Regions from separate parts of the Homo sapiens genome. Here regions 1, 2, 3, 4 and 5 are each linked to region 6. A link is a loop called in an ENCODE intact Hi-C map of the cell type or tissue named here. Cell type or tissue: heart left ventricle. All regions are shown on one strand.

Evidence for each region. Peaks named below come from ENCODE experiments on the same cell type or tissue, not always from the same donor. Only the 100,000 strongest peaks of a DNase experiment are listed, where the experiment ranks them.
Region 1: it touches region 6 in a loop (2.1-fold over the local background); 25 of 110 quality-filtered maps call a loop at or near these places.
Region 2: it touches region 6 in a loop (4-fold over the local background); 83 of 110 quality-filtered maps call a loop at or near these places.
Region 3: it touches region 6 in a loop (3-fold over the local background); 26 of 110 quality-filtered maps call a loop at or near these places.
Region 4: it touches region 6 in a loop (3-fold over the local background); 13 of 110 quality-filtered maps call a loop at or near these places.
Region 5: it touches region 6 in a loop (2.9-fold over the local background); 2 of 110 quality-filtered maps call a loop at or near these places.

Annotation. Positions count from the first base shown.
Region 1 is chr3:45,124,834-45,129,833 of GRCh38, reverse strand. All of the region lies in intron 1 of CDCP1 (CUB domain containing protein 1), which reads left to right. Among named protein-coding and RNA genes, the nearest start is that of CDCP1, 19 kb to the left of the region's middle. RefSeq lists a silencer at 1,294-1,538 and an enhancer at 4,856-5,000. In heart left ventricle, no CTCF peak of the experiment used is centred here; no DNase peak of the experiment used is centred here; H3K27ac peaks cover 665 bases.
Region 2 is chr3:45,208,554-45,213,553 of GRCh38, reverse strand. LOC101928636 (a long non-coding RNA gene) reads right to left here. Exons shown (of 4, transcript XR_001740675.2): 3 at 1,028-1,196. Among named protein-coding and RNA genes, the nearest start is that of TMEM158, 15 kb to the left of the region's middle. In heart left ventricle, a CTCF peak has its summit at 2,808 (motif pointing right); a DNase peak (open chromatin) is centred at 2,833.
Region 3 is chr3:45,109,931-45,114,930 of GRCh38, reverse strand. CDCP1 (CUB domain containing protein 1) reads left to right here. Exons shown (of 9, transcript NM_022842.5): 3 at 2,486-2,848; 4 at 4,090-4,458. Among named protein-coding and RNA genes, the nearest start is that of CDCP1, 34 kb to the left of the region's middle. In heart left ventricle, no CTCF peak of the experiment used is centred here; no DNase peak of the experiment used is centred here; H3K27ac peaks cover 1,755 bases.
Region 4 is chr3:45,195,217-45,200,216 of GRCh38, reverse strand. No RefSeq gene overlaps it. Among named protein-coding and RNA genes, the nearest start is that of TMEM158, 29 kb to the left of the region's middle. RefSeq lists enhancers at 1-580, 1-770. In heart left ventricle, no CTCF peak of the experiment used is centred here; no DNase peak of the experiment used is centred here.
Region 5 is chr3:45,401,915-45,406,914 of GRCh38, reverse strand. All of the region lies in intron 4 of LARS2 (leucyl-tRNA synthetase 2, mitochondrial), which reads right to left. Among named protein-coding and RNA genes, the nearest start is that of LARS2, 16 kb to the right of the region's middle. In heart left ventricle, no CTCF peak of the experiment used is centred here; no DNase peak of the experiment used is centred here.
Region 6 is chr3:45,053,487-45,058,486 of GRCh38, reverse strand. No RefSeq gene overlaps it. Among named protein-coding and RNA genes, the nearest start is that of CLEC3B, 30 kb to the right of the region's middle. In heart left ventricle, a CTCF peak has its summit at 2,745 (motif pointing right); no DNase peak of the experiment used is centred here; H3K27ac peaks cover 1,285 bases.

The DNA.
Region 1 (5,000 bases), 71 kb before region 6:
GCTGACTTTTTGTCAGAAGAACTTGAACAACTATTTAATCTCTGATGGCAAGGTTGGACCATTGGAATGAGGTACTCTGGAGGGAATACTAAAGACACTGGAAATTCAGTAACTTCTAAACATTTAGCAGGTGAGGGAGGGGAGCTGTGGGCCTTTGCGTGTGTGTCCCTGAGTGTACATACAGATGGGTTTTTTAATCCACTCCTTTGATTTTTCTCCAGCCATCCTTGTGATCCTCAGTGACTTTCATGGTCCTCGTGACTCACACTTCAAGGTTTAACAAAATAAATCTTTTTAACATTTCATAAAATGTTAATGTGATTTAAAGTAGCCTTGTGGCATTTTAGCATCTTGTATGAATTATTTACAGTGGTCACAAGGTGAGTTATATTTGTTATTTAATTCTGCAATTCCCGTGTTCAAAGTCTGTTATTATGCAGCTTTCTTACCTCTGTGGTCCTCTTGGAAACCATTCCTTCACCGATACGGTGTGATTCAATCTGGAATTAAATGTTAATGTCCGTGTTTTGGATTGACAAGGAGCCTTAAGATGGCCTCAGTCTCAGAGGGGTTTATACGCAGATGTGTCCTTTTGCTACAGACTGTGATATAGACTGTGACCCAGACAGGGCCACCTCTCTCATATGGCATGTGTCTTTGATCATAAAAGGGAAAAATGCAACAGAAGAGTTTGGATGGTTCTGTGCAAACCTGTCACCACTTTAGAAAAATGATTCAAAGCATAAGCACTGCAGACAGTGAACTGCTAGCATTGCTTTTGAGGAATGGTTCAGTTACTTTAGAAAATAAATAACTTGGCCAGGCACAGTGTCTCACGCCTGTAATCCCAGCACTTTGGGAGGCTAAGGCAGGTGTATCACCTGAGGTCAGGAGTTCCAGACCAGTCTGGCCAATATGGTGAAACCCCGTTCTACTGAAAGTACACAGATTAGCCAGGCATGGTGGCGGGCACCTGTAATCCCAGCTACTCGGGAGGCTGAGGCAGGAGAATCACTTGAACCTGGAAGGCAGAGGTTGTGGTGAGCTGAGATTGTGCCATTGCACTCCAGCCTGGGCAACAAGAGCAAGACTCTGTCTCAAAAAAGTAAAATAAATAAAAGAAACAACTTGCATCATCACATATCATTTTCTTTCTTAAGGACCTTGAGAATTAAGAGTAGGGAGTGAATGAATGTATAAAACAGTCCCGTGTTGATAAACTGTTCCAACAAGTTGGATTGACTAAGCGTGCACATGGTTCTTTTCAACGTTGCTATTGGAACTTAATTTTACTCTCTTCTGTAATTAATCTAAGAGCTGTGGAAATAGTAGACTATTTTAATGGGAACTTTGTGTCTCTCTCACTGAGGGGGTGGGACCCTGATGTCTCTTGAGCCCTGAGGTCACTGGATATAATTCTGGAAGTTGGAGCCCGGCCTTGTTCATCTTTGTATGCCAGCACCTGGCATGACAGTAACTCATGGCAAAATGATCTTGAGAGATGTGGCCAGAGTCGGCCTTCATCAACATTTTGCAGCAAGTTGTCTCTGCACTTCCCACCTGCACTGTGCATGCCCTTGTCCTACTCCCTCGGGCCTTCTTCCCTGCCCTGACTTCCCAGTGCAGTCCTGTGTCTCAGGCCCACTGCAGGTGGGAGGTTGTGCTTGATCACTCCCCAGGTCCTTTCTTGATAACTAGGGTCTATGTCCAATCCTTCCTGGGTGTTAACTGATCACTGCAGTGTTTAATGTGGTCCTTTCCTTTGGAGAGCCTATAATGGCAGAATGGCAGGCAAGTTCTTGTAGCCACCTGTGGCACAGTATCTTCAGTTGGGAGGTGCACCTGCCGTTGGGGTTGGGGAATGGGATGGTCACCTGCCCTGCCACCCATCCCTTTCTCCAGACCTGCAACAGTAGCCTGAAAGCATTTCCTCAGCTTGGCCTGACGGCTGTACCTTGCCCCAGCTTCTTTCTAGGGGAGTCTGGTAAGCAGCCATCATTTCACATCCCTTTACTTCTCAGAGGGAGAATGAGAGATTTGCCCTGCTGTCTTGACAGGCTCTTTCCTGAAACCAGCCATGGGAATAAGGTGGAAGGAGTGGGGTGGGGAATGGGAATTGGCAGGTCCTGGCAGGTCCTACTTGACTTCCAAACCAGTGGATGAAAGGCTTTACAGCTCAGATACCCAGAAGGACAGGTGGAGGTCTCTTTTAGGAAGAAGCATTTCCTGTGAAGCCAAAGCAGAAGCCTGGTTGAAATTGACTCAAACTTGCATCGGATTTTCCCATGAGTCTCATTGACAGCTGTCTAGAGAAGTGAGTCCTGCAGGCCAGGGCTTCTATAGCATGCTTTTCTGCTAAAACTTGGCACTGGCCTTTCATTCCCAGTGCTTTGTTCTAGAATCATGGCTGCTTTTCTTTTGCCACTAACTCAGCCACATTAACTTCCCATGCCCACACCCCCCGGGCAGACCTCATGAAGCTGTGGAGCCATCAGCAGTGGAACCATGCCAGTTCCCTTTCTTAGAACCTTACACCTGGCACTGCCAAAAAAGAACAATACAAAAGAACAACCACGCCCCAAACATTTCAAATTCTGTGGAATTTAAATCTTAAGCTTAAATTCCAACTATACTTTCAAATTACTTTGACATGAAGGAGGATTTGCAGTAATACAGTGTGCTTGTTGGACCATTTAAAACAAATATGTTTTCCTTTTGATATCCTAGAAAGCCAGCAGCTTGGAAATACTTCATTCTACCTTGATTGACTTTGTTGGTAAGAACAACGCACCATCATCAGAAAGTTCCTGGTTGTGTGTGGAGTTCTTCGGGCGGGGCTAGCTCTGATGAATAGTCATTTATCATGCCCCGGGCACCGGTGTCAGAGCTGGGACACAAAACTTGTCTCTACCTCTTATTAATCATATATGCCTGGGTACATTACTTAACCTACCCAAGCCTCAGTTTCTTCATCTGTACAATGGGGTTTAATATTAGAACCTACTTTATGGAGTGGTTGTGGGGATTTATAAATATTTATAAACATATGCACGGGGCTGCCTAATATTAAGGAATCATTAAATGTTTGTTGTTGTTACTATTTAGACAGGCCTGGTGTCTAGATTCCAAAGGTTTTTCTCCCATCCAAGAGAGAATGATTAGCCCTTGAAATGGCAATTCATGTTCTAGTTCTTTCTTATGTGAAGGTGGAAATGAACTATTTCCAGGTAGGCAGATCAGTGGTCTTCCTGTTGTTGGCAAGACTTACACCTCAATTTACCAGTCTGTAAATGGACCCGGCCAAGTCAATGACACGTGGATTTTGAGTGTCTAAACCAGTTGTCTCTCTATGCCTTTAGGCCTCACTGCCTCAGGTCCACTGGACTAGGAAGACTCCAAGTTTGGCGATGTGACTATCTGGCACCCCCACCCCTCCCACAGCAGGCACTGTTAGAATGAATTCTGTTGGAGGTGACTCCCCACTTCCTGGAATCAGCCAACAACTGCATTCACTTAATAAGAATGGCAGTTTCTGTCACCTCCAGGGTAGACAAAAAAAAGAAACAGAGAGAGAGAGAGAGAAGAAGGAAGGAAGGAAGAAAGGAAGGAAAGAAAGAAGGAAGGAAGGAAAGAAAGAAAGAGAGAGAGAGAGAAAGAAGGAAAGAAAGAAAGAAAGAAAGAAAGAAAGAAAGAAAGAAAGAAAGAAAGAAAGAAAGAAAGAAAGAGAGAGAGACAAAGAATGGCAGCAGTTGCTCCTCTTCTGCTAGGTAACTTGACCAGCCTTGGCAGCTTCTATGAGGGCAGCTCATTGTGGTACCCTGGGTGGGTGGAGACTGCAGAGGTGCCAGGGTTGAACCAGAATGTCCCAGCTGCCTCCTGAGTTCAGCAAACTTGGAGAAGGGAGGTCACTTCTCTGGTCTCAGTGAGGGTGCTGGAGTCACATGAGTCAACATGTAGAAGGGCCTATTAATAGCCAATGATCAGGGCCAGGGCCATGGCTAGGTGAGGCAGATAAGGTGTGCAGAATTTAAGGAGGCACTCATACTTGCTTCCTTAAGTGGCACTGCCCTGACAGTGAGTGCCTCCTTAAGGTTTGCCTCTTCAGTGCTTTGCCTGCCTTACGTAGTCCCCACCCAGCCAGCCAGGACTGTAGGCTTTAGACTCAGAGCCAAACTGCTGCTATAGTTGTCTGCTTAGCACCCTTCAATGGTGCCCCATCGCTGCTAGTAGTAGTTGTAATATGCTATCATTGATAATATCAACAATACTAACAGCCAATATTGATTGACTACCTGGCACCATTCTAAGCACTTTGTAGGTATTAACTCATTTAGGCCTTACAGGAATTTCATTATTATCCTGTTTGCAGATGAGGAAAGTGAGGCACCAAGAAGCTAAGGAATTTGCCCAAGGAAGCACATCTGGGTGAGTGGTAGTGCCGGGAATTGACCCTAGACAGTTTGATTCTAGAATCTGTACTCTTCACCACCACACCAAGCTGCTAAGGTGTGCTGGTCCCAGTGGGTGAAGCCCAAACTCCGTGGCCAACAACCAAGCCCTTTCCCACTTCTCCAGCCTCCTCTACCCACCCAAACAAAACTCTGGCCAAATCAAACTCCCCAGAGTGGCTCCAAGGAAGCCATGATTTTCATATCTTGGCATCTTTGCACCTGCTATTCCTTCCATCTGTCCTTCCTGACAGTCATCTCACAGTTCCTGGTTGGCACACTCATATCCATTCTTTTAGACCCATCTTAAGTCATACGCCTTCTGTGAAGCCCTCCTTGACCACCACCCCCAGATGGTTGATAGCAGACCCTCAATGTCTTCAGAGTACCTTGAAGTTCCCTGGTGTCCTAAAATTACTATTTGGGTCTAATGAACAGACAGGCAAATGTTCATTCAATGTGTGTGAATTCAACACTCGCTCCCTGCAGGGAATAAAGGTTGGGAGAAATCATTGCAATGGTGTGTGTGTCCCCTTGGGGTGGATATGAGGT
Region 2 (5,000 bases), 160 kb before region 6:
GAGGGGACTCTCCAGGTTTGCATCCCCTCAAAGAGTCTCTCTCCTGTGCTGAAGCAGCAAACAGATGTGGGGTCCTCCAGGAAGGCCTCGCCACTCCAGGAATGGCCCAGCCCCACTCATACAGCTCCCCAAGTCCCTTTTCAATGCAGATCCATGACTGGCCCGATTCTAGGCTCAAATAAGCCCGTGTTCTTTACAATTCACATCCACTTCATTCCGGAACCCCCATGTCACACTTAATTTGCCAGATGAGATGGCCGAAACCCTGCAGATTCAGCTCAGCCTACCAATTCCCTTCAGAGGGAAGTCAAAGGCCCAACATCGTTAGACATTTTAGCTCATGGAATGATTCCAGCAGAATGGAGTGAGAAGTGGGACCAGCCAGGTGGGGTGGAGGTGGTGCCCAGTGAGGCCAGACTAGTCTATTTCAAATACTAGCCCTGGCACTGGCCAGCTGCTTTCTAGGCCTCAGTTTCCTTTTCTGTAAAATGGGAATAATAACAGTACCTCTCCCATAGGTACTGTTGTCATGATTTTAAAGGAAAACATACCTAAGAGTTTACTTCCTCTCCACACTCCTTTAGAAACACATGTCCCAACTGGAGACCTGGCTCACCCAGGACTATCTTATAGCCTAGTTGGTTCTGTTTGGGATGATAAAAAAGTTTTGAAACCAGAGAGTGGTGGTGGTTTCACAATATTGTGGATGTAATTAATGCCACCAAATCATATCCTTTAAAAGGGTTAAATATTAATTTAATAGCCAGGCGTGGTGGGATTACATGCCTGTAATCCCAATTACTTGGGAGGCTGAGACAGGAGAATTGCTTGAAACCGGAAGGTGGAGGTTGCGGTGAGTCAAGATCGCACCATTGCACTCCAGCCTGGGCAACAAGAGCGAAACTCCATCTCAAAATAAATAAATAAATAGATAAACAAACAAACATAAAAGAATTGCATATTATGTATGTCATACCACAATTTTAGAAAACATTTTTAAAATAATAAGAATAAGGGAAAGGCTTACCTGACTCCAACTGAGAACTGAACATGGGTCATAAAAGATGGGTTTTGTCCCCTTCCCAGTGGAATGATCCAGAAACAGCCTGCGCCCCCTGATGCACGGGCTCCTTGTGGTGGCCCCGCCTACGCCACCCCACTCCTGGGTTTTTCTCCTGCTTGAGTTGCGGAATGGCCTAGTGCAGTACAAAGGAGACAGTTGAGGCTTCTCTCTCTTTCGTCACCAGCACAGACAGATGTGGCAATGGTGTTCAGGAAAGAGAGCTGAGAGCAGACTCGATGCCCCGCCATGAGGCAGGTGATGGAACCCCAGGTTTCTGCTCCCAGTGTACCCAAAGCAGCCCCCCTGGTCCAGCAAACTCCCAAATTCCATACAGGCATGACTGCAGGGAACAAGTGAGAGAGCGTCCCTGCCGCCTTCTATTTCTGCCAATTCCCTCTTCTTTTCTCTCAGGTCTGAGTCGTGCAGGAAAAGAGTGATGAAACCATTCCCTCACTCTCTCCTGCCACTGAGAATTATTCGTTTTGTTCCAAAGAGTCTCGTGGGCTGGAGGCAGCCACAGGGCTTGGATGGAGTTCATTATCGGGCACAGACCCAGGGCAGAACATAAAAGATTCAGCCTTGACATTTTACAGATGGAAACAAATTTCTGCGCTGTCATGGTGGGGCTCAGAGAGAGCACATTTTAACACAGACACAGGATGAAAACTCTTTACAGTCCTGGACTGGTGGGAGCAGCAGCACAGCTCGCAGGAGACCAACATTGGCACGATCGGCCTCATGACCCTCAACAAGGCTCTCATGCTCCATGAGCCTCAGTTCCCCTATATATACAAGAGGGGACACTAAACACCTGCTGTAGGGCTGTTGGTGCCTAGCGCTCCCATGGCACACAGCCTATCTGGACCTACCTCTAGGTTATCAGCTGTGTCACACTTTGCCGGGGACCACGGATGTGTACTATTATAAATAGCTATTGTTTATTGAAATGTTACTATGTTCTGAGAATTTTTAATCATGCATATAGAAGACTTTGGTGGTGCCCCAGCCATCCCCCCTCCCCACTAACCATTTCCATACATGTTGTCCCAACTTCCGAATGCCATCATTTCCGAATCTATCTGAGGATCCTCTCTGGTTGCTGGTGCCCACCGTGCCCACGTGTCAAATAATGAGAGAGCTGAGGCATTAAGGCACCCCAGGAGTGGTCCTCCCACAGTGAATGATGGGAATCTGTGGATAAATACCCCAGCTCCCTTGCCCCTCAGGCAAGGTCCTACTGAGAGGGATGGTGTGCAGGTGCCCTCAGTGGCAAAACACTTGCTGGATAAGTCACTCTTGCCATCTTCTTCCCCACTCCTGGCTCACATCGCCCTCCCCAAGTGGTTTTTCCTGGAGTCACTTCTCAAATAAACTACTTATGTCTGAATCTCTCAGGATCTATTTCTGAGGAATCCAAAGCATAATCTTATTTTTAACAAAGAACCCAAAGAGCTAGGTACTTTGATCTTCCTTTTACTGATAAGAAACAGGCTTAGAGACGTTTAATGTCTAAGGTTGCACAAGCCCTAAGCGCAGAACTTAAATTCTGACATCTGGCCACAGGGCCCCAGCCAAGCCAGCAAATGTCATGTCCAAGGCGGTGGCTTGCCAGGGAAGCCTGAGGCTGCAGAGGGTAAATCCCCTCCCCATCCACTTTACCCTCCACCTAAACACACACACGCGTGCACACACACACACCCCCCCCAACAGAGAGAGAGAGAGAGAGCCCATCCCACAGAGTGCCCGCCACCAGGTGGTGCCCTTGCTGGGAGGTGCAGGCTGGCCCTGCAGAGAATCTACCCGCAGGCCAGTGGTGTCGTCAGGTCTGGCTGAGCTACTTCGAAGAACCGAGCAGTCGGCCTTCAGAAGTGTCTTTCTGAGGAAGGCTGGAGCCCAGTAGGCAGAACTTGGATTGGGAAGTTTTTAAAAGCTCCCAGGACTTCTGAGCTGTTGGAGCAGCACACACACACGCACTTCCCCAGCTGTTAGCAGTGGGAGGACAAGCGTACTTTCTAAACCTGCCTGCAAAGTTGAGGTTCTAGAAACCCTCTCTATGGTCACTCAGGGTAGCAAATTCCATCTTCCTGGTCCAGCTCCCGTACTGTGGGACATAAGGACCCCCACCCACCCACACCCCCACAACCTCTGCCTCCTCCCCACCTTGCCTTGGTGTGAGGATTGGGCTTGGGACTTGGGACGGAAGGATCAGGGGCAACAGGACAGCTCCTTCGGTGGAGCTGCCCCAAGGTTCTGGCCCTGGGCTGACCTGTGTTATTTGCAAGTGCAGCAAGAAGGGACAGAAGCCTGCTCTCCTTTCTCTGGGGTGGTTCCAGCCCCTGCAGGAGACCACTGGGACCTAGCATCAGTCTCCCCAAAAAACACAGAATGACCGTCCGTGATTTAAAGGAGTACCACTCCTGTTTTTCTGCTGTTAAAGTTCTGACTCCAGGTCAGGCACAGTGGCTCATGCCTGTAATCCCAGCACTTTGGGCAGCCTGGGGGACAGAGTGAGACTCTGCCTCAAAAAAAAAAAAAAAAGGTTCTGACTCCAGACTGATATGTCAAGATACATGATTCTGTTTTTTGTTTGTTTACTTAAGCTGTAAAACCCAACTTTAAATTCCTAAATATATCCACAGAGCCTCTTATTTTCTTCATATTTATCTTAACATTTAAAAATGTATCACTGGCTGTCTTAGGTCGGGTTCCCAGAAGCAGACATTGAGATGAGTTTTGTGTGCAAGTGATTTATGAAGGATGTGCTCTCAGAAAAGCCAAGCTAGGGCGTCATCTCAGGCTGAGTCCCAGGGAGAATAGCTTTAGCCTGCCCCACAGGGAACCCCAAGTATAAATAGCCCTCAGAATCCCCCTGCCTCCCACCCCGTGCACCTGGACAAGGCTTACATTCCTACATTCTACCAGTCATTGGTGAAGGGCTGCCCCAGAGGAGTGTAAATTCTCAGGCAATGCCCCCTCCAGCAGCCCAAGACTGGATCTACAAAGAAGAGTTACAGGTGCCAGCTGCTGGGAGTGGTGATGAGGCCACACACTCACGCATCAGTAAAAGCAGATCCAAAGGCTGGGTACGGTGGTTCACGCCTGTAATCCCAGCACTTTGGGAGGCCGAGGTGGGAGGATCGCCTGAGGTCAGGAGTTCAAGACCAGCCTGGCCAACATGGTGAAACCCTATCTGTACTAAAAATACAAAAACAATTAGCCAGGCATGGTGGCGCACGCCTGTAGTCCGAGCTGCTCAGGAGGCTGAGGCAGGAGGATCACTTGAGCCTGGGAAGTCGGGGCTGCAGTGAGCCAAGATTGCACAACTGCACTCCAGCCTGAGAAAAAGGTATGAGACTCCATCTCAAAAAAAAAAAAAAATTAAAGAATCTTGTGAACAAGTAAGATGCACATACAATCACAGTGATACACATACACATGCACATATACATAGAAAAAAGATGGGAAAAAAATAAACCAAGATGTTTACAGTGGTTATCTATGGCTGGTGAAATTACAGAATTATTTTTATTTTCTTCTTTATAGTATTTCCCCCCAAGTTTTCTACAATGAAATCATATATATTACCATCATAATTGAAAAAAAATAAGTATGTAGTTATGGAAGTCATGAGTATCCTGTGGTCAGGGTAGAATTTGCTCAGATATGCAAAACACAACCATCAATAAGATCCCAACCAGCTCTTGAAACCCCATTTCCGCTGCATGCAAGAAAATTTTTGATCTTACTGTTATGGTATCTCAGCCTCCTCTGGTTTAAAATAATCTCTTTTTGAGTAATTACATAGTGTCTGGGTCTCTCCACCAATGCAAGGATTTTCCTTTCTCCGCTTTATTCCAAGATGGCAGCTGGATGCAGGGGAAGCTAACTTAGCTTCAGGTCTTGGCCTTGTGGCACAATCACATGCTGCCTGCAAGGT
Region 3 (5,000 bases), 56 kb before region 6:
GGCTTACTATGTAGTAAAAACCCATGCTCACAACTTTTGAAAATGATATGAAAATATCAATTTCTAAAATAATAAATCTAGACACTGAATCAGGTCCAGTGGTCCACCTGCCCTTCATTGCCTTTTCTGAACAATCATTCTGAAATCAGCATCAGATAAAATTTGATGTCTCCATTCTCATCTCTTCTTGAATAGTTCCATGAGAACTAATGAAAGTTGGCTGAGCATGGTGGCTCATGCCTGTAATCCCAGCACTCTGGGAGGCTGAGGCAGATGGATCACCTGAGGTCAGGAGTTCAAGACCAGCCTGGTCAACATAGTGAAACCCCTACTAAAAATACAAAAGAAATTACCCAGGCATGGCAGCACACACCTATAGTCCCAGCTACTTGGGAGGCTGAGGCAGAAGGATCACCTGAACCTGGGAGACAGGTTGCAGTGAGCCAAGATGGTGCCACTGCATTCCAGCTTGGGTGACAGAGCAAGACTGCATCTCCAAAAAGAAAAAAAAAAAAAAGAGAGTTAATGAAATTAGAAATCTGCTGGGGAAAATGAGTTTATGAATCACTTCAGAAATAATACTTCTCCATCCTCTGGACAGGAATCATTTTAGTTATTTAAAATGTTTTCACTGGACAGAGTACAGGAGAAGATTCCGAGGCATGCCAATCATTTTGACTACTCTTACCTGTGTGTTCATCCTAAAAAACAAAGCTCTTAGCATCAAATGAAAAATTGCTTTCATAACCTGACTCTCACAGTGTCACATGGCTGCTGACAGAGCTGAGGCTGGGAGATGGGGCTTTTTGACTCCAGATTTTACTATAGAATTAAATCAGAATCCCTGGGATGGTCCAGGCATGTGTAGTTTTTAAACGGCCTGCAGGTGAGTTGTAGGTAGAACCAGAGCTAAGAGTCACTGCCTTACTAGAGTTAAATGTTTCCACAAGAGTACAGAACCTAGCCAGAGCCAACTGATGTTGCCCTGGGCACACTGGAGGTGTGCGTGGAAAATCACTTGAGGTCTGCTTTTGAAAGAAAGAGGTGGCTTGATATAAACATTGAAGTTTCCATGAGCTCCTAAAATAGGAACTACCTTTACTAACACGCAAAGTCTAATTTTAGTCACGTTAGTCACCATGTTATCTAACCCTGTGTTATTGGTTAGACAGCATAGCGCATTGGCAAGAAAGGGCTGACCAAACACAGCCTGAGCTTTCGTCCTGGGATCTGGAATTGCCGTGTACTTGCTGCAAGTGCCAGCCCAAGTCACCTGGATCCACAGCTGCTTTGCAAAAATTAGAGGTCTGGCTTGGATGACCTCAGAGATCCAAGACTGATCTGAAATTCTCCATAATTCTATTTTGAGTGGACAATACTTTCAAATACCCCAATAGAACAGCAGTAAAGATTCACAAATTATTATTATGGAGGCCAGAGTCTATCACACCTTTCAGATGCCCCCTGCTCAAAACAACAAAACCTTAATGTTACATTGCCTACTTTCTGTTTCGTCCCCTCACTTTCCTCTTGTTTTCTCTTTGATAATATTTCTTGCTTTGTTTTAAAAGGCTTAGGAAACAAATATATCAAAGGATGTTATTAGCTGTTAGCCTTAAAAAAAGAAATTCAACTGCAGTGGTTATAAAATATCAGCATTAAGGCAGTGCAAGAAGAGAAATGGCGCCGCCAGATTCCAGCTGTCCAGGGGAGTTGCACGTTCAGAGTATATTTGCTATGTTGATGAATGTGTTGATGGGGAAACCAGTTTTAAAGGATGGATCTTGGCACTGTGCTCTACAAATTGTGAAATCGTGACTCTCTTAGTACAGGAGAAGTAGGAGATCCCAAAGCACAGACTCTGCTACAAATGCCTTCCTTCTGGCTTCACCCACTGGACCCCAGGAACTTAATCTGGAAATCACAGTAGTTAAGAGATGTCTCAAGTCTGGTGACCTGGAAGCAGAGCCTGAGACAGGATTTTTTGTTTAAGTCAGTGATCAAGAAAGTGCTCTCAGAAGTGAGGAAAGCAGGATAGAGCAGGGCACGTAGCTGAATGCAGATGCGGTTTTAGCTGAAGAGTAGCTTCAGCCTGACCCCATGGGGAGCTCTGGAGTATGAATGGCATACCCAGGTTACATCACTTGAAGCAAGGAGGTCAGACTTTTTAATTCCTGCAGGAGGCCATTATTGGCTGTAGACAGCACCTCTCCCTTGGGATGGGCATGAGGGGCTGCAACACCTCTCAGGCTTTTCTGGTTCAAGGCAGCTCCCCCGAGCTGAGGCACTTCCCCGAAGGAGGGTACATCTGTGAGCCATTGGCCACTAAGACTCACAGCAGTTGGGGCCTGGGTGCCCCTGCCTGGTAAAGGCCACCTTGGGGGAGCCCCAAAGAGTCTACTACAGGGGGCTGAGTGGTGGAGGAGGAGTGGTGTGGGGCCTTGGAGCATCTGTGATCAAAATTGCTTCTGTGACTGTTTTTCAGACTGTATGTCAGGCCCATGTCCTTTTGGGGAGGTTCAGCTTCAGCCCTCGACATCGTTGTTGCCTACCCTCAACAGAACTTTCATCTGGGATGTCAAAGCTCATAAGAGCATCGGTTTAGAGCTGCAGTTTTCCATCCCTCGCCTGAGGCAGATCGGTCCGGGTGAGAGCTGCCCAGACGGAGTCACTCACTCCATCAGCGGCCGAATCGATGCCACCGTGGTCAGGATCGGAACCTTCTGCAGCAATGGCACTGTGTCCCGGATCAAGATGCAAGAAGGAGTGAAAATGGCCTTACACCTCCCATGGTTCCACCCCAGAAATGTCTCCGGCTTCAGCATTGCAAACCGCTCATCTATAAAACGTGAGAAAGCCCCTCCCTGCTATCTGATTAGGTTAAAACACACAAGATCATCATTGTTCTAGGTCAGAAATGGTCAAATGTCAGCAAATCTCTAATACTCAATATAAAAACCATAAAGGAAGATCTAGCTCTCTTATAAGTGACATGGGTCATGCATTCCTAGTGTGAACCCCCTCTTCTCTATTAAACAAACGGGGTGATTCTCTTTGTCCTTTTTGCATGTGATACTTGTTTTCAAAAAAATGACAAGGGATTGGTTCTACAGACCCACCTTGATTGCTTCATTTCTAACTTCTTTGTCTTCCATCTCTTTCACATTTTCTGTAAACGTATCAGTGATGTGCAGAGCTCACTCACACTGGCTCATAAAAGCTGTTTTTTGTTTTTATTTTTGTTTTTGTTTGTTTTGAGAAAGAGTCTCAGTCTGTGGCCCAGGCTGGAGTGCAGTGGCACTGTCTTGGCTCACTGCAACCTCTACCTCCAGGTTCAAGCGATTCTTCTGCCTCAGCCTCCCAAGTAGCTGGGACTATAGTCGTGCGCCACCACACCCAGCTAACTTTTGTATTTTTAGTAGATACGGGGTTTCACCATGTTGGCCAGGCTGGTCTCGAACTCCTGACCTGAGGTAATCCTCCTGCCTTGGCCTCCCAAAGTGCTGGGATTACAGGCATGAGCCACTGCACCTGGCAGAGAGCTGACTGTTAAGTGTTCAGGCATTTTGTGAGCTGATGTGAAACAGATCCGTTATAAAAAAATAGAATTAAATTAACATAATTAAATAAATTATTTTTAAAACAAAGGTAATAAATACTCAAAACTCATCACTTCCTAATTATTTTACTGTTGCCTGTGCTTTCAGGGTTATTTGTGTTGTCGTATCTGTATGGAGGGAATAATATAAAGGTGTGCTACTGCCCAACTCCACATTCAGTCACCTGGTGTTGGTAGCTTGAAATCAACCGTGGTGGGATTATTTACATCCACTATGGAAGTGGGCAGACGCTATAAGTCAGGGCTCTCCCCTCTACCACTGGACCGGTTTTTAATATTTACTCGCACACCACTGATGTGTCTGCATTCCCAATCTCTGCCTTGAGTCCAAATATACAGTATCTAGACCCACTGCTCAGGATCTGAGAACTGCAGTCATTTTTCCTACACCCCCACCCCTCGGCTGCAGACAACCAGGACAGGGTCTAATGGCTCCCTATTCTTTCTGGTTTGGGTTCCACTCCCACTAGGTCTGTGCATCATCGAGTCTGTGTTTGAGGGTGAAGGCTCAGCAACCCTGATGTCTGCCAACTACCCAGAAGGCTTCCCTGAGGATGAGCTCATGACGTGGCAGTTTGTCGTTCCTGCACACCTGCGGGCCAGCGTCTCCTTCCTCAACTTCAACCTCTCCAACTGTGAGAGGAAGGAGGAGCGGGTTGAATACTACATCCCGGGCTCCACCACCAACCCCGAGGTGTTCAAGCTGGAGGACAAGCAGCCTGGGAACATGGCGGGGAACTTCAACCTCTCTCTGCAAGGCTGTGACCAAGATGCCCAAAGTCCAGGGATCCTCCGGCTGCAGTTCCAAGTTTTGGTCCAACATCCACAAAATGAAAGCAGTGAGTGAGCCCCACTTTCCTTTTTCTTCCTCCTCCAGCACCTTCGTTGTTTCCTGGGTAGTCTGCCTGGGTGAGGCTCCCTTCCTGTTTCTCATCTGTGGCTTCTGAAACACTTAGACTCTGGACCCAGCAAGAGTTTCAGGAAGTGGGTTGCTAGGCAGTTAGACAGGCTTGTTGGTGAACACCCGGTATGTAGTTCCATTTCAGCACAATAAAAAGAAATCTTGCATTCAAGATGCTAAATTGTTTTTAACGAAGGCATTGAAAGGTCATTTTTCTAGATCTTATGTCTTGACCCTGCAATGTGAATGAGGATGTCACCCGCACCATCAGCGATGATGATGGGAACTTACAGTTTTATGGCTCAGCACCCCTACTATGGACACATACTCTGCATGTCATCTTGTGTTAGGCACGCCACTTACACAATCTCAGCTAATCTTTATTGCAACCCTGTAGGGGAGGTGGGAATTATCTTTATTTACTAATGAGAAACCAGAAGGTTCAGAGAGGTTATGGAACTGGCCTGACATCACACAGCT
Region 4 (5,000 bases), 140 kb before region 6:
TTGGTGATGACTCACTTACCAGCGATGTGGGAGTGTCCTTACATTCCTGCGGGCTTGGAAAGTATTCCCTGAGAGCCTTTCCTTGTGTTGAAGTCCATTCATCTTCCTTGCGTTCCCCAACCTTACACAACATCTGTCCTCCTGTCTGCTTACCTGCAGTGTAATCAAGGATCTCACAGGCATGTTTGATGCTCAGAGAACTCAGGGATGTTTCAATCAGCGACTGTCCCAGAGCTGCCCTGCATCTTAGTCATCGTGTTCCGATGGGTTTCTGCACTTCCTTCATTCATAAGAACTGTTAGTTCAGTGCCTTTTTAGGAAAGGATCACCCAGCAGGAGAGCTGGAGAGTTTTTGGTCTGCATAATAAGTGGGAATCACAAGGAGATGACAAATACAGTTGAGGGGTTGGGCTGTGGGAAGAGTGGAGATTAAAACAGGTAGAAAAGGTGGCTGAATGCTGGGCAGGAAAAAACCCAGTCACAGAGGAAGGCTATCTTGAAAGGAGCTAGCCTTGGAGGAAGGCTTGCGAGGATGATTTCACTCTGCATGGAAAAGATGGTTGCAGTTGTATTTTTTAAAGATGGATGCAATATCTCCCACCTCTCCCCAACCCCATGCTTTTCTATTACCTTATCATTTCTCCATCAAGAGGTGGAGTTCAATTCCCCTCCCCTTGATGTGGGGTGGGCTTTTGTGACTGGTTTGTTTGTTTGTGTGTTTGTTTTTTAAGACAGGGTCTCACTCTGTCACTCAGGCTGGAGTGCAGTGGCACAATCACGGCTTCACTGCAGCCTTGACCTCCCCAAATTCAAGCAATCCTCCCACCTCAGCCTCCTGTATAGCTAGGACTACAGGCACACACCGCCACGCACAGCTAATTTTTGTATATTTTGTAGAGACAGAGTTTTGCCATGTTGCCCAGGCCGGTCTTGAACTCCTGAGCTCAAGCAATCTGCCCACCTCAGTCTCCCAAAGTGCTGGGACTACAGGCGTCAGCCACCACACCCATCCTCTTTGTGATTGTTTCAATTAACAGCATGCCATTGAAGTGATGCTGTGTGACTTCAGAGGCTCAGCTGTAAAAGGGACCCATATTCCACCTTATTCCCTGTGATCCTCACTCCTGAAGTTTTGAGCCCTGTGTAAGCATTTTAACTGTCCTGAGGCCATCAGTCTGTGAGGAGGCCTAAACCAGTCCACATGGAGAGGCCACAGAGGCCCTGAAGCCATATAAAGAAGCAGAGGTGCCCAGCCGGCCACCTGCTGCTTCAACCCTGGCTCTCCAAGCTCCAGCCACTGTCCAAGAGTAACCACACAAATGACTGGAACCAGAACCACCCCAACAAGCCTTTCCCAAACTCCTTATCTACAGAAATCCTGAGAGATTACGAAACTGTAAGGCACTAAATTGTGAGGTGATTTGTTCTGCGGCACTAGCTAGCTAAACAGAAGTTCTGGCCAAGTCTATATTAGGCAAGATAACAAAGTGGAGTCATTGTAAATCATTTGAAGAAAGAAACATTTTGCTTGTCTTTTCTGGATTTTCTATGCCAAAGCATTTTGGATTAAATCAATAGCACTTTCACCAGCCTATGGCCTCAAAATGATGCCCTCCTTCCTTATAACCACATGGTAAAGACCCAAGCCCCATCATCTTGACCACTGGCTATCAGCAACCCTGTGGTTCAACCTGCTACTTCTAGGAGTCACATGGGGTGTCCTCTCAGGCCTGCTGATCCACTGCAGTTTCTGTCCCACCTGTGCATCACTTCCTGCCCCAGCCACCCCTCCTCCTGGCCAGGACATTGCCCACAAGGTCATTTGGTGGAGCTTTCTCACTACCATGCCATCTGGTTCTGGCGCTGAGGCAAGGTGACCAGTCCTGCCCACAACCAGTGCCCCATGGTGCTCCCAGGACCCTAAAGCAGATGTGCTTGGGCCCAGGGTCTCCAAAAATCTCATCTGAGCAGCTTCATTCTCTAACCCTTTTCCTTTCTCTATTATGGTTCAAAGAAGAGATGCCATAGCATCCCTCTGGTGGTCCTTCTGTCTCCTCCAGCCCATCCTCCAATTAAAACTGATCCCTCTTCCCCTCACTGTAGATCAAAAGATCCCATGCAGGCCGGGAGCGGTGGCTCACGCCTGTAATCCCAGCACTTTGGGAAGTCGGGGAGGGAGGATCACTTGAGGTCAGGAGTTAAAGACCAGTCTGGCCAACATGCTGAAACCCTGTCTCTACTAAAAATACAAAAATTAGCTGAGTGTGGTGGCACATGCCTGTAGTGCCAGCTACTCAGGAGGCTGAGGCAGGAGAATTACTTGAACCCAGGAGGCAGAGGTTGCAGTGAGCTGAGATCAGGCCACTGCACTCCAGCCTGGGCAAAAAGACTGAAACTGCATCTCAAAAAATATTTTTAAAAAGATCCCATGCATACAAAGAGAAGCTGGGTTGGGATGGGGGGGATTTTTATACATCAGGGCCCTTGTGCAACCCACCAAAAATACTTCCTAACTGGAATCATCTCAACCAACAGCCTCATCTCCACAGAGTACATTTGACTTCTGAGGAGTCAAAAATTTTTTAAAGGACTATTTAAATTGTATTTCAGAGAAATGGGGGTGAGAGAATTAAGATATAAAACCTGCTGGCAATAAAACTCTTCCACTTATGGGAATCTTTCCTGGTGGATTTTGTGGGAGCATTATTGCATGTTTCATTACAGACTTGAGCAGACACTGGTGCCATTATGGAAACACATCACAACACGGGGTTCTCTGCAAACCAGTTTGCTTTAAAAATGCATTTAAATTATGCTCTGCAGGCTTTATGCCATAGACCTGAAATCAGCTAAGAGCTGGTTATCCCAGAGTCCTGGTCTACATGATTAGTGGGATCCATTAATAGATGGGTATATCTATCAGGTCACTGGGAATCTGAAAGGACAGCTACTGTGGTATGGAACATTTTTGTAGCCATGCAGAACAGAATCTGAGCTGAAATCTGCAGCTGTGTACCTACTTGGAGTTTCTAGACAGGACACTAAAGATGAGGAAATTATTTGTTGAGACCTCATGAAAATTAAAGACATGGGAAAGAAATGAAAAGAAAAGCTATGGCTTTAAAGAGTCTGCAAAAAGGAAAGAGACGTTCAGTGTTAGTGAAAGTCAGTGCAGAAGAAGATGGAATGGAAATTTTGAAGCAGAAGCCACTATTATCACAGACTGCAAATGACATCTCACCAGAGAATCGCCCAAGGTGAGAAGCACCATATTCAAAAGAGCTTCTACTTAACATGGCCACCGTGAAAATACTTTCCCCAACTCCTACCCACCCTGAGGCTTTTCAGAAAATCACCAAAATGTCCTTGACTAACAGCAGTACCTCACTCTTGCCATAGAGATGTCTGACCCACCATCTCTTTCCTCTCCTGCCAGGCAATGGGTGCCCTCCTTCAGCCCATTCCTCCTTTCTTCTGTCTCCACTACTCATGGATCAATTAGCTCCCAGACATATGGCTGCTACCCAACCGCTTGTCCAACAAGATCCCAGCTTTGTTCTGTACCTACCTTCCTCCATGGCAGTTACATGATTTGTAGGGGATGAGCCCAACTTCATCTCCCAAAGAGTGGGTGCTAATTAGTGTAAGCCAATGTTGGTGGCACCATTACCCTCACCTGTGATTGGGTTAGGCAGGAACATATCATACAATTTTGGCCAATGAAATATGAGTGAATGTTTATGGGGAGTTTTGGGAACCATTTTTGTTTTGGTTTGGCTTTTTAATAGAGATGGGGTCTCATCATGTTGCTCAGACTGGCCTCAAACTCCTAGTCTCAAACAATCCATCTTGGCCTCCCAAAGTGCTGGGATTATAGGCATGAGCCACTGGGCCAAGCCTGGGAATCATTTTTTACTGGTAAAAGAGACATACCTCCCCCTTTTATCACTAGACATGGTTGGGTCTGCTGATGATGCTAGAACTGTGGTGGCCATCCTGGGACTAAGGAGAGCCAACCTAATGATAAAAGAGCAAAAACAAGGAAAGAACCCAGGTATTTGGTCCTGTCGTTGAGCTGCCAAACTATCAATGTTGGAGACACCCCGGCTTGGGTATTTATATTGGTTGGTCCACTGTCAGTTGGTATTTCTGTTGCTTGTATCTGAAAATATCCTAACTGATATAACCATTTAGCTTACTCCTTCCTCCATTCTTCCAGCTCTTGCCCAGTTGGAGAAAGCAGCTTAGGGATTCTCTGTCTCTATATTTTTCCTTTCTCTTTTTATTCCTTTTGTGAACCCAAAGGTAACTATCATAATTGCTGATAGGTTTAAGAGACAGCTCAACCTTGCAACTGTATCATAGAAAGAGAAACCCTGAAGTTTTAAAGTTAAATGACACAACATGTTCCAAAGGAATTGTTCTACTTCTCAGGGGTCACAGATCCCTTTGAAAATCTGATAAGAAGGCCGGGTGTGATGGCTCACACCTGTGATCCCAGCACTTTGGGAGGCCAAAACGGGTGGATCTCTTGAGATCAGGAGTTCGAGACCAACCTGGCCAACATGGTGAAACACAGTCTCTACCAAAAATACAAAAATTAGCCAGGCATACTGGTGGGCGCCTGTAGTCCCAGCTACTCAGGAGGCTGAGGCAGGAGAATCATTCAAACCCGGGAGGTAGAGGTTGCAGTGAGCTGAGATCGCACCACTGCACTTTAGCCTGGGTGACAGCGTGAGACTCAGAAGGAAAGAAAGAAAAAAAAGAAGGAAGGAAGGAAGGAAAAGAAAGAGAAGGAAAGGGAGGAAGGGAGGAAGGGAAGAAGGGAAGAAAGGAAGGAAGGAAGGGAAAATCTGGTAAGAGCCAAGAGGTAGCTCATTAGAAAAGTGCACATGCACACCCGAATGTGCCCATATGCTAAAGTTTCCAGAGGGACTTTGGAATCACTAGTGGGAATCTCCACAGCCTAAGGTGTGTTCATGGTGCTGTGTTTTTTATTC
Region 5 (5,000 bases), 350 kb before region 6:
TATGAAAACACAACAAAATCACCATATGGAGCTAAGTTTTAAATATGTCATCAGGCATTCTATGAGTTTAAGAAGAAACCGATTGGCAGTACAGCCTTTTCTGATTACTGAAAGAGAATAATTTATCTCTGGCTTCAAATGGCCCCTGCTCAAACATCCAAACCTCAGGACTCTCTTTTTATTGCTACTATTAATTGGGTTACACTTGAAAATTACATATTGTTTTTAGAGGGTTTTCTCAGTGATCATCTCACATACACAAACCTCACAACAAATCCATGATGCGGGTAGGGCAGACACCATCACCGCTTTGACTAACCCCGTTTCCTAATTGATTCATCACCCCCAAACCACCTGCCCCTCTACATACACAGTCCACATCTAATCTGTGTGTGTCTGCTCAGCTGCTTGTGACCTTTAGTTTTCTTCTCATTTCAATGGGATGTATTTTCCAACCTAGAGAACCATGTCCATTTGGCTCTGTGGAGCATCCGATCCCATTCATGTAAGTGCCAAATCTGGGAGAGCACTTACATCAGAACTACCTGAAATGCTTATTTAAATACCAATTCCTGAGCCTCACGCAGGACTATATCGCAACCTGCCTTTTTAGCAAACTCCTCAGGGGATCATTACACACCCTAAAGTTTAAGAATCATGGACACACAGAGAAATTTTTACAGAGCATAAATGGTTGGATGCCAAACTTGACGGCAACAACTTCATGTTCTGAGCAATGTTTCTCAAATTCCACAGGCTCCAATTGAGAGGTCTGCTAGTCTCCCTGATGGTTTCTAAATGTATACTTTTACATCAATAATTTTTAAAAAGATCACCCAAGATAAGAATATTCTGGGTCAACTAGATCACCTTAGGTGGGGGTCATTGGAGCTGTTCACAAACATTTTGATCCTCCTCACCATCCTGGCACATGGTGGGAATATTCTTTACCCTCTTTGAGGTTGGATGTGGCCATGTCAGTGGAAGTGACTTGAGTCCAAGTGGAAGATTTAAGAGCCAGTGGGGATTCACTATACCCCCTTCTCCCAGCCACAGAGATGGGGAGGCACTCACTGAGGTAAGAACAGCCATCATCGAGGTCCTGACTACCTTGAACTGAGCCCTCCTGCTAGGCATGTAGCAAAAGCAAGAAACAAAATTTTGTTGTTTTAAGCCACTGAGATTTGGGGATTGTTTATTATAGCAGCATGGTCTAATTTTTCCTGATTGATGAACCTGATCACCAAGAACTAGCCCATGAATTGGGTGTCTGGGGTTGCCTTTGTATTTATAATCATCTAAATGTCAAGTAATCATCTAGAATGACAGAGTTTAACTTTTAATTCAATATTTACCAAACTTGAGCCCAAGGATTTTGTCACTGAGATATGTGAGTTCTAAAGTTTGAGAAACATTATTCTGGGCTATATATGCACAATGAACACTTAGTCCAGACTTAAACAAAGGAGTTGTATGCTTTTAAAAACATCCATTGAATCAATCAACTCACAAACAGTTGAGGCTTATCAGATTATAAACTCCTTGGGAACAAAGGAGTTGTTATCTTATAGGCTGTTAGGAACAAAGGAGTTGTTAGGTCTTATAGGCTGTAGACCTAAAAACATGTTAGTTACATTTGACCATTAAAAACCTGACATGATGGTTGGGTGTGGTGGCTCATGCCTGTAATCCTAGCCCTTTGGGAGGCCAAGATGGGAGGATTGCTTGAGGCCAGGAGTTCAAGACCAGCCTGATCAACATAGTGAGACCCCATCTTGTATAAAGAAAAAGAAAAAAAAAAAACTTGACATGCTAACACAAAAGAAGTTAGAAAGACCTTCCCTGCCACTGAGAAGCTTATATTACTGGGCAGATAAAACAACATGTGGATGACATATAGACCTCCCTAGTTTGTGGTTCTGACTATAAGTGCTAAATTATTTCATAACAAATGTGAACTGGAGAATTGAGGGATGGATTTATGGTAGAAGTAAGAATTTAAATGGGCTTTGAAAAATAGCAAGGACTGGCCGGACACAGTGGCTCACACCTGTAATCCCAGCACTTTGAGAGGCCGAGGCAGGCTGATCACCTGAGATCAGGAGTTCTAGACCAGCCTGGCCAACATGGTGAAACCCTATCTCTACAAAAATTAGCCGGGTGTGGTGGCGTGTACTTGTAATCCCAGCTACTCGGGAGGCTGAGGCAGGAGAACTGCTTGAACCTGGGAGGCAGAGATAATGCTGTTCTTAGTGTGCCTTAGAACTATTTCATATATCTCCATTCAAGAATAGAGCTGGTGCTCAATGATTACTTACTGACTAAATTAATCAATACATGTGGCAGACCCTGTTTGGCAGGCCCAGATTAGATATTCCTTCCCTGCTTAGAGTGAGGATCGTTAAACTTGAGTCCAAGTTTATTCAATCTCAGGGACCAATCCTGACACTGGGCAGGAAAGATTTTAAAATGACAAGGAAGCTCAACAGACTTTCTTTCACATCACTGACAATGAAACCAAGATTTGTTTCTCTTTTCCCACATCACTTAAAAATGACCAGACAAGTTTTCACCAGATTTGGTGGTTGTATCTGAGATGCTGTGACTTAAATATGAACTATGAAAATTAATAAGAAATTAATTTCAGGAGAACCTAGAGAACACCCTGAAAAGAGGGCTTGCTATCTTAAACACAGCAACTGAAACTGTGAAACAAAAAGACAACCTTAGGTATCTGCTGATCACACAGACTAAGAAACCATCAACCAAATAACAAATAGTGGTTTCAACCATAAGCAAATCAAGCCACAGGATGGATAATATGAATTACAAGATTCATTTATTAAATGGTGACGAATCACCTTCCTAAGCAGCTCTGAGGAATAAGATCAGTATAAATAATAATTACAGCTGTCACTTATTATGGGATTATTATGTGCCAGATACAAGCACTATCTCATCTAATCCTCATAACCCTGTGAGGAATAAAGTATTGTTATCCCTATGTTAAAGATTAAGAAAGTGGGATACAGGGACATTAAATGACTCTGTAGAGTCGCTTGGCTAGAAAGTGGTAGGTTCAAATCTAGGTTGTTCAATTTCTGGGTCTAGCCTGACCTTAGGCTTCAGATATGGTAGGAGGACTCCTTGTCTTTTGGGCCTGAGCTGCCTGCAAGGGTACCAGTTCCTTTGGGCCTGGAGCTCTGCCTTGAGCCTCCTCTGTAACATCTCATCCCATCCAAGGAAATTAGAATCCCACCTACAAGCCCCTCAACCACCTGTTTTGCTAACAGGCTTCCCTGCACCCTATCATAAATGTACAGTTGCTATAAAAGCTTAACTGTCCCAAGGCGGGCGGATCATCTGAGGTCAGGAGTTCGAGACCAGCCTGACCAACATGGTGAAACCCCGTCTCTAATTAAATACAAAAATTAGCTGAGTGTGGTGGTGGGTGCCTGTAATCTCAGCTACTTGGAAGGCTGAGGCAGGAGAATTGCTTGAACCCAGGAGGCAGAGGTTGCAGTGAGCTGAGATCGCACCATTGCACTCCAGCCTGGGCAACAAGAGCGAAGATCCGCCTCAAAAAACAAACAAAAAAAAGCTTAATTGTAGGCAATTTGCCTGCACTCACTAATTGTCCGAAATAAGTTGGCCTAAGTTAAAAAAAATTTAGACAAATCTAATTAAAGAATCACAACTAGATTCTTTATCACAGTGAGATAAAGAATTGTCTTTATCTTTATCTTTAGGCAAAGAGCCAATTCATTCTGTCCCACATCTTTCTTTTTTTTTTTTTTTTTTTGTCTTTGGAGACGGAGTTTCGCTCTTGTTGCCCAGGCTGGAGTGCAATGGCATGATCTTGGCTCACTGCAACCTCTGCCTCCCGGGTTCAAGCAATTCTCCTGCCTCAGCCTCCCGAGTAGCTCAGATTACAAGCACGGGCCACCATGCCTGGCTAATTTTGTATTTTTAGTAGAGATGGGGTTTCTCCATGTTGGTCAGGCTGGTCTTGACCTCCCGACCTCAGGTGATCTGCCCACTTCGGCCTCCCAAAGTGCTGGGATTACAGGCATGAGCCACCATGCCTGGCCTGTCCCACCTCTTTCTAATAAACATAGCAGAAATAATGAAAAACAGTTATCTGGGAAAAATAACATCTGACAAAAACCAGAGAGACAAACACCCTCAGCCATCTTAAAGTGGAACACAAATCTCTGAATTTGGTAGTATAAAGTTATTTAACTCTTCAAGTGACAAAGACATTACAACGTGACCCTCTTTTAGGAATACTTCTTGCAGCCAATGTCAGCTCAGCATAAAATTTCAAACCAGTTATGACAATGGATGTACTTACCTTGCTAAAATAAAATAGAAAGAACTGAGAGGCAGCAGATATCATTTGTATAGGCCCTGACAGGTTCATAGTAGCAATGGCCACTGGGGTTCCAGTAAATGTTTAATTAACAATTGGCTCTCTGGAGGAAAAGGCCATGATTTGTAGGTTTGCTGATTACCATGACGTAAATACTCCCTCAATGGCAGATTTCAAGCTGCCAAGGTGACTAATAAACACAACATTGGGCAGAGATATACATAGTTGGCTCTCAGGTGCTGGTGTGTGCAGGTTCCTGTCCACTGCTGGCAATTGCTAATACTTATTGGTTACATACTGTGTGTTAGGTATCTAAGTGCTTCATAGTCATCCTCTTTGAATCCTTTTAACAGGCCAATGGGGCAGGTACTATTTTATCCCTATTTTATAGATGAGAGAAAACAAGGTGTTGAAGAGGTTAATTAATTAACTACTCAAAGGCCACACAGCTTGTAAGTATTAAGAGCTGGAATTTGAATCCTGGCAGTTTGGTTCAATGGGCCATGCTCTCAGCCCTTCTTGAATACTGCCATATTTCGTAGGTGGATAAAGAAGATATTATGATTATCCAACACCCATCTTAAAGATGATGTGTTGCTAAAGATTGCTAGTAAAGATTAGGCTCTGG
Region 6 (5,000 bases):
GCGATTCTCCTGCCTCAGCCTCCCAAGTAGCTGGGAGTACAGGCACATGCCACCATACCTAGCTAATTTTTGTATTTTTAGTAGAGACGGGATTTCACTATGTTGGCGAGGCTGGTCTGGAACTCCTGACCTCGTGATCCACCCGCCTTGGCCTCCCAAAGTGCTGGGATTACAGGCATGAGCCACCGTGCCTGGCCGAGTCAATCTCTTTTAATCAGTCAATCTCTCTCTCTCTCTATCTCTCTCTCTCTCTCTCTGTCTCTCTCTGTGCGTGTGTGTGTGTGTGTGTGTGTGTGTACACACACATCCCATTGCTGTGTTTCTCTGTTGAACCCTAATACAATTGCAAATAAATTTTGTCAGAGATGCCCATGACATCTGTCCAGTAGAAGAAATTACGGTTTTATTGCCCTCTAGGACATGTGAAAGGAAAATATCTTGGGCCCCTTCAAGCTGGGAACTGCTCAGGGCAAACCTGCCTCCTATTCTATTCAGTCTTCCCTCTGCTCTCTGAGATAGATGCATATTCTGATTGCCTCCTTTGGAAAGGCTTATCAGAAACTCAAAAAAATGCAACCATTTGTCTCTCACTTACCTGTGACCTGGAAACCCCCCTTCCTGCTTCCAGTTGTCCCCGCCTTTCTGGATGGAACCAATGTACTTCTTACATATATTGATTGATGACTCATATCTCCCTAAAATGTATAAAACCAAGCTGTGCCCCGACCACCTTGGGCATATGTCGTCAGGACTTCCTGAGGCTGTGTCATAGGTATGCATCATTAACTTTGGCAAATAAACTCCTAAAATGATTGAGACTTGGCTCATCATTTTTCTCAATTGACAGACATTAACCAGTTTTGCATCTAATTTTGCCATCTTATTCTACCATTATTTTTCCCACTAAGTAAACATTTATTATGGCTCTTCAGAAAAATAAGTAAATAATTCTCTTTGATTTTGTTGTTGTTGTTGTTTTGAGACAGGGTCTCTATCACCCAGGCTGGAGTGCAGTGGTGGATCTCAGCTCACTGCAGCCTCAACCTCCCAAGCTCAAGCAATCCTCCCACCTCAGCCTCCCAAGTAGCTGGGACTACAGAAGCAGGCCATCATGCTGGGCTAATTTTTGTATTTTTAGTAGAGACAGTTTTGCCATGTTGCTCAGGCTGGTCTCAAACTCCTGAGCTCAAACAATCTGCCTGCCTTGGCCTCCCAAAGTGCTGGGATTACAAGCATGAGCCACTGTGCCAGGATATAAATAATTCTTGTGCACTGGATGTTCTTTCTAAAACAAACTACTGCTGTCTAGAGAAGGAGAACAAAGGAATCTGAAGCACTCAGCAACTCTATTCCTCACTGTCACTCACTCAGAGCTCCAGGGCTGGCACCCCACGCTATAGCAGAAAAAAAAACCAGAACAGAGGAAGACTCCCTTAACATTGAACTGCAGCCAGGCACAGCAGGAACTTCCTCACCTGGCGGGAGAGTGATCTATTCTAAGGGAAGGATTAGAGACACAGGCTGTGGAGGCCTTAAAGAGACCCATGGGAAGGGATAAGGAGTTTGAGGGAAGTAGGAGGCCCCCATGTGGGATATCCTCTAAAGGTCCAAACAGAGTCTCGGTATCCAGTAGCGGAGATGAGTTAGCTAAAGTGGAGCTTGAAGGAGCTAAAGGATTGCTTACACCCCCAGCACTAGCATGGAAGCCCATGACCACAGGGACCTTGGTTTGTTCACCTCTGTATCTTTAGGAAAGGCAGCAAATGAGCCGCCAAAGGAAGGTGAATCTGTACTGTAGAGCCAGCCTGATGAGGATGAACTACCAAAGGACATGAGGGAATTTTCTGGGTTGATAGAAATGCTCTGTATCTTGATGAGGGCTCTGGGGTGATGGAAATGTTCTGTATCTTGATGAAGGTAAATGTTTGTCAAAACTCATCAACTGGGCCAGGCGCAGTGGCTCATGCCTGTAATCTCAGCACTTTGGGAAGCCAAGGCAGGTGGACTGCTTGAGCCCAGGAGCTCCAGGCCAGCCTGGGCAATATGGTGAAACCCCGTCTCTACAAAAAAATACAAAAGTTAGCAGAGCATGGTGGCGCATGCCCCTGGTCCCAGCTACTCTGGAGGTTGAGAGAGGAGAATCACCTGAGCCCAGGGAGGCTGAGGCTGCAGTGAGCTGTGTTCATGCCACTGCACTCCAGCCTGGGCAACAGAGTGAGACCCTGTCTCAAAACAACAACAACAAAAATCTATTCAGCTGTACACTTAAAATGGATACACTTTATTGTATGAAAATTATAATTCAATGAAACTGATTTAAGAAGAAAAAACTGTTTGATAAATTAATTCCTAATTTCCTACATTTTTAAGATGGTTTGTGACTCATTCTAAGCAATTCCTGGTGTACAGAGGCCTGACTTCACTCTCTTACCACATTCAGAGGTAACATTTCCATTTCGAAAGCAAAAACTGACATAAGTGCAAATACTTTGGGAGACCCAGTGGAGGCAGAGTCTTTCCTTATGTGGGAGACGAGAATTTGCCACCCCAAAATATGCCTCTTTGGCATGAGGATTGTTGAGCTGAAGATAAGACGAGGCAGATGCAAGAAAGCTCTTTGCCCTTCCTCTATTTGCCTAAAAGTAGACACAAATTTACAAAGACAAATGGGATCCCACCCCCACCCCCTTCTCCCAGGGAGCACAAAGGTCTCCCACTGATGACAACGTTAGACCCTCAGTGACCTGAAGATGGCACCAGAGGAATCTACATGAACAAGCTTTACAGACCAGCCTTCATCTCACTTGCCTTTCCTCAAGTTGCTGCCCCTGGAGATTCAAAATCCTCTTCATCTTGTCACATCTCTAAAAATCTACTGTTCTTTGTTGAAGATGCTATATAAGCTGGAATTCAAAGCCACCACTATGAGAATGACTCATTCCCTGGGTAGCTCCTGTGTATATATGAAAGGCACATGTTAATAAACTTTGGTTTTTCTCATTAATCTGACTTTTGTTACAAGGGTCCGTTCCAACTAAGAATTCGTGACGATTGAGGAAAAAGTTATGTTTCCTCTTCAACACTTATATAAAATCACCTTTAAAATTAGAAAAAAACTAAGATAAATGTACAATTTGACATTAGCTGACCAAGTGTCCTTCACTTCAGCTGGCGAAAAGCAAAGAACTGTGAAAAATTAGAATTAGAAGGAATGTTAAAGATCATCTAGTGGCCAACTCGTTCACTGATGACTCATACAGATGAGGTAACTGAGGCCCAGTTGAAGAAAGAATAATTGGGAAATTCCTTCCTTTTCCTTCCAGAATCACATCTCTCAGAAATCTTCCTCACTTCCTCTTAAAAAGCAACACAGTGACATTTCTGCAAATAAGAGTCTGAGAAACACCTGCAACACAGGTCCTTCTGATAATGAAGATAAAAATGCCTTACACTTAAAAAAAAAGTCTAGTGTCAAATCACTCCAATATATCCAGTGTGAAGTTGTATTTTTAACTTATGTTTTCCTCAAGTAACATGGATAATAAGTCCTTTTGAGATAATAAAGCCTTTGTCTTTGGTGTTAAAAAAAATCTAATTTATTTTCTCCAAGTCAGGGACATTGATGTTTAAGATTAAAATCTGCAGTTGCTACAGCTGCTGCTGGCATAGACTTCTTGCACAAATACATCAAGATGTTTCTATTTGTCTTCAGATCCTTGCCAAGAGTTGAGCAATGGCTGAACATGGCATCACATCTGCTTTGGCCTGCGTGAAGAATTTTAATGTTAGTAGCACTAACATGTGTGGTATTTACTTCACTGGACATCCAATTCAATTCAGTCATTTCAATTTACTCTGATTGAACACCTGCTATGTGCAAGACACTGTGCTATGTGCTGATGGAGAAGTTACCAGGTAAAGTGCTAGGAGGGAGAGTTAGACACATGGTGAGAGGAGATAGAAACTTCAGGTAGTAGCATTCACTCATTCATTCAATGAACATGGCACCAAGCCAGGGTCTGATGTCTCCATTCCAATAGCTGCTTTCTTGAGCTATTAAGACACCTCTAAACTGAAACCGCCTTTGCAAAATTATGACTGAGACAGTGAAAGAGATCTAACCTAACTGACTCCATCTTGCTTCTAACCTCCAAGCTGTCCTTGTTCATTCCTGGGCATAAGCTGAAGTAACATTGGGAGAAACTTAGTTTATAGTTTAAACAAAGACGGTAACAGCCCTTTCCCAAAGCAGACCTCCTTCTTGCCTGGGAACTAGATTGACTTTATAGAACTAACATTAGCCACAAGATTAGAAATTATGGTTTAGGAGTCATGCAGCTGGAGGCTACAAGATTCTGACCTGCCCTAAACTGCTCCTAAGATCAGTGCTTGAGATATTTTGCAGCCCCTGCACTTGATGGATTAGCTGGCACAACCCAGATCAATAAACTGGCTCATCTGATCTTGTGGCCCCCACCCAGGAACTGACTCAGCACAAGAAGACAGCTGCGACTCCCTATGATTTCATCTCTGACCAATCAGCACTCCTGGCTCACTGGCTTCCCCCAACCCACCAAGTTATCCTTAAAAACTCTGCTCCCCAAATGTTTGGGGAGACTGATTTGAGTAATAATAAAACTCCAGTCTCCTGCACAGCCTGCTCTGCATAAATTACTCTTTCTCTATTGCAATTCCCCTGTCTTGATGAATCAACTCTGTCTAGGCAACAGGCAAGGTGAACCCCTTGGGCGGTTACAAAACTAGAAGAGAAATGAATGAGGGGCTGTGGCTATCAGGGCAATAATAAAATGTGATGGGAGTCCTTTGCCAATCTTTATTCAGTTTACCTAACTGTGAGCTTTCGTTTCTAGCTCTGCTCCCAAGGCAACAGACCATATTACAAGTTACTTACGTTAGTAAACAAACTACATTAATCTATAAACTAATTAAAACATATTGTAATGATTTCCCAGTGATATTCTTTAATAATTTTCATTTGG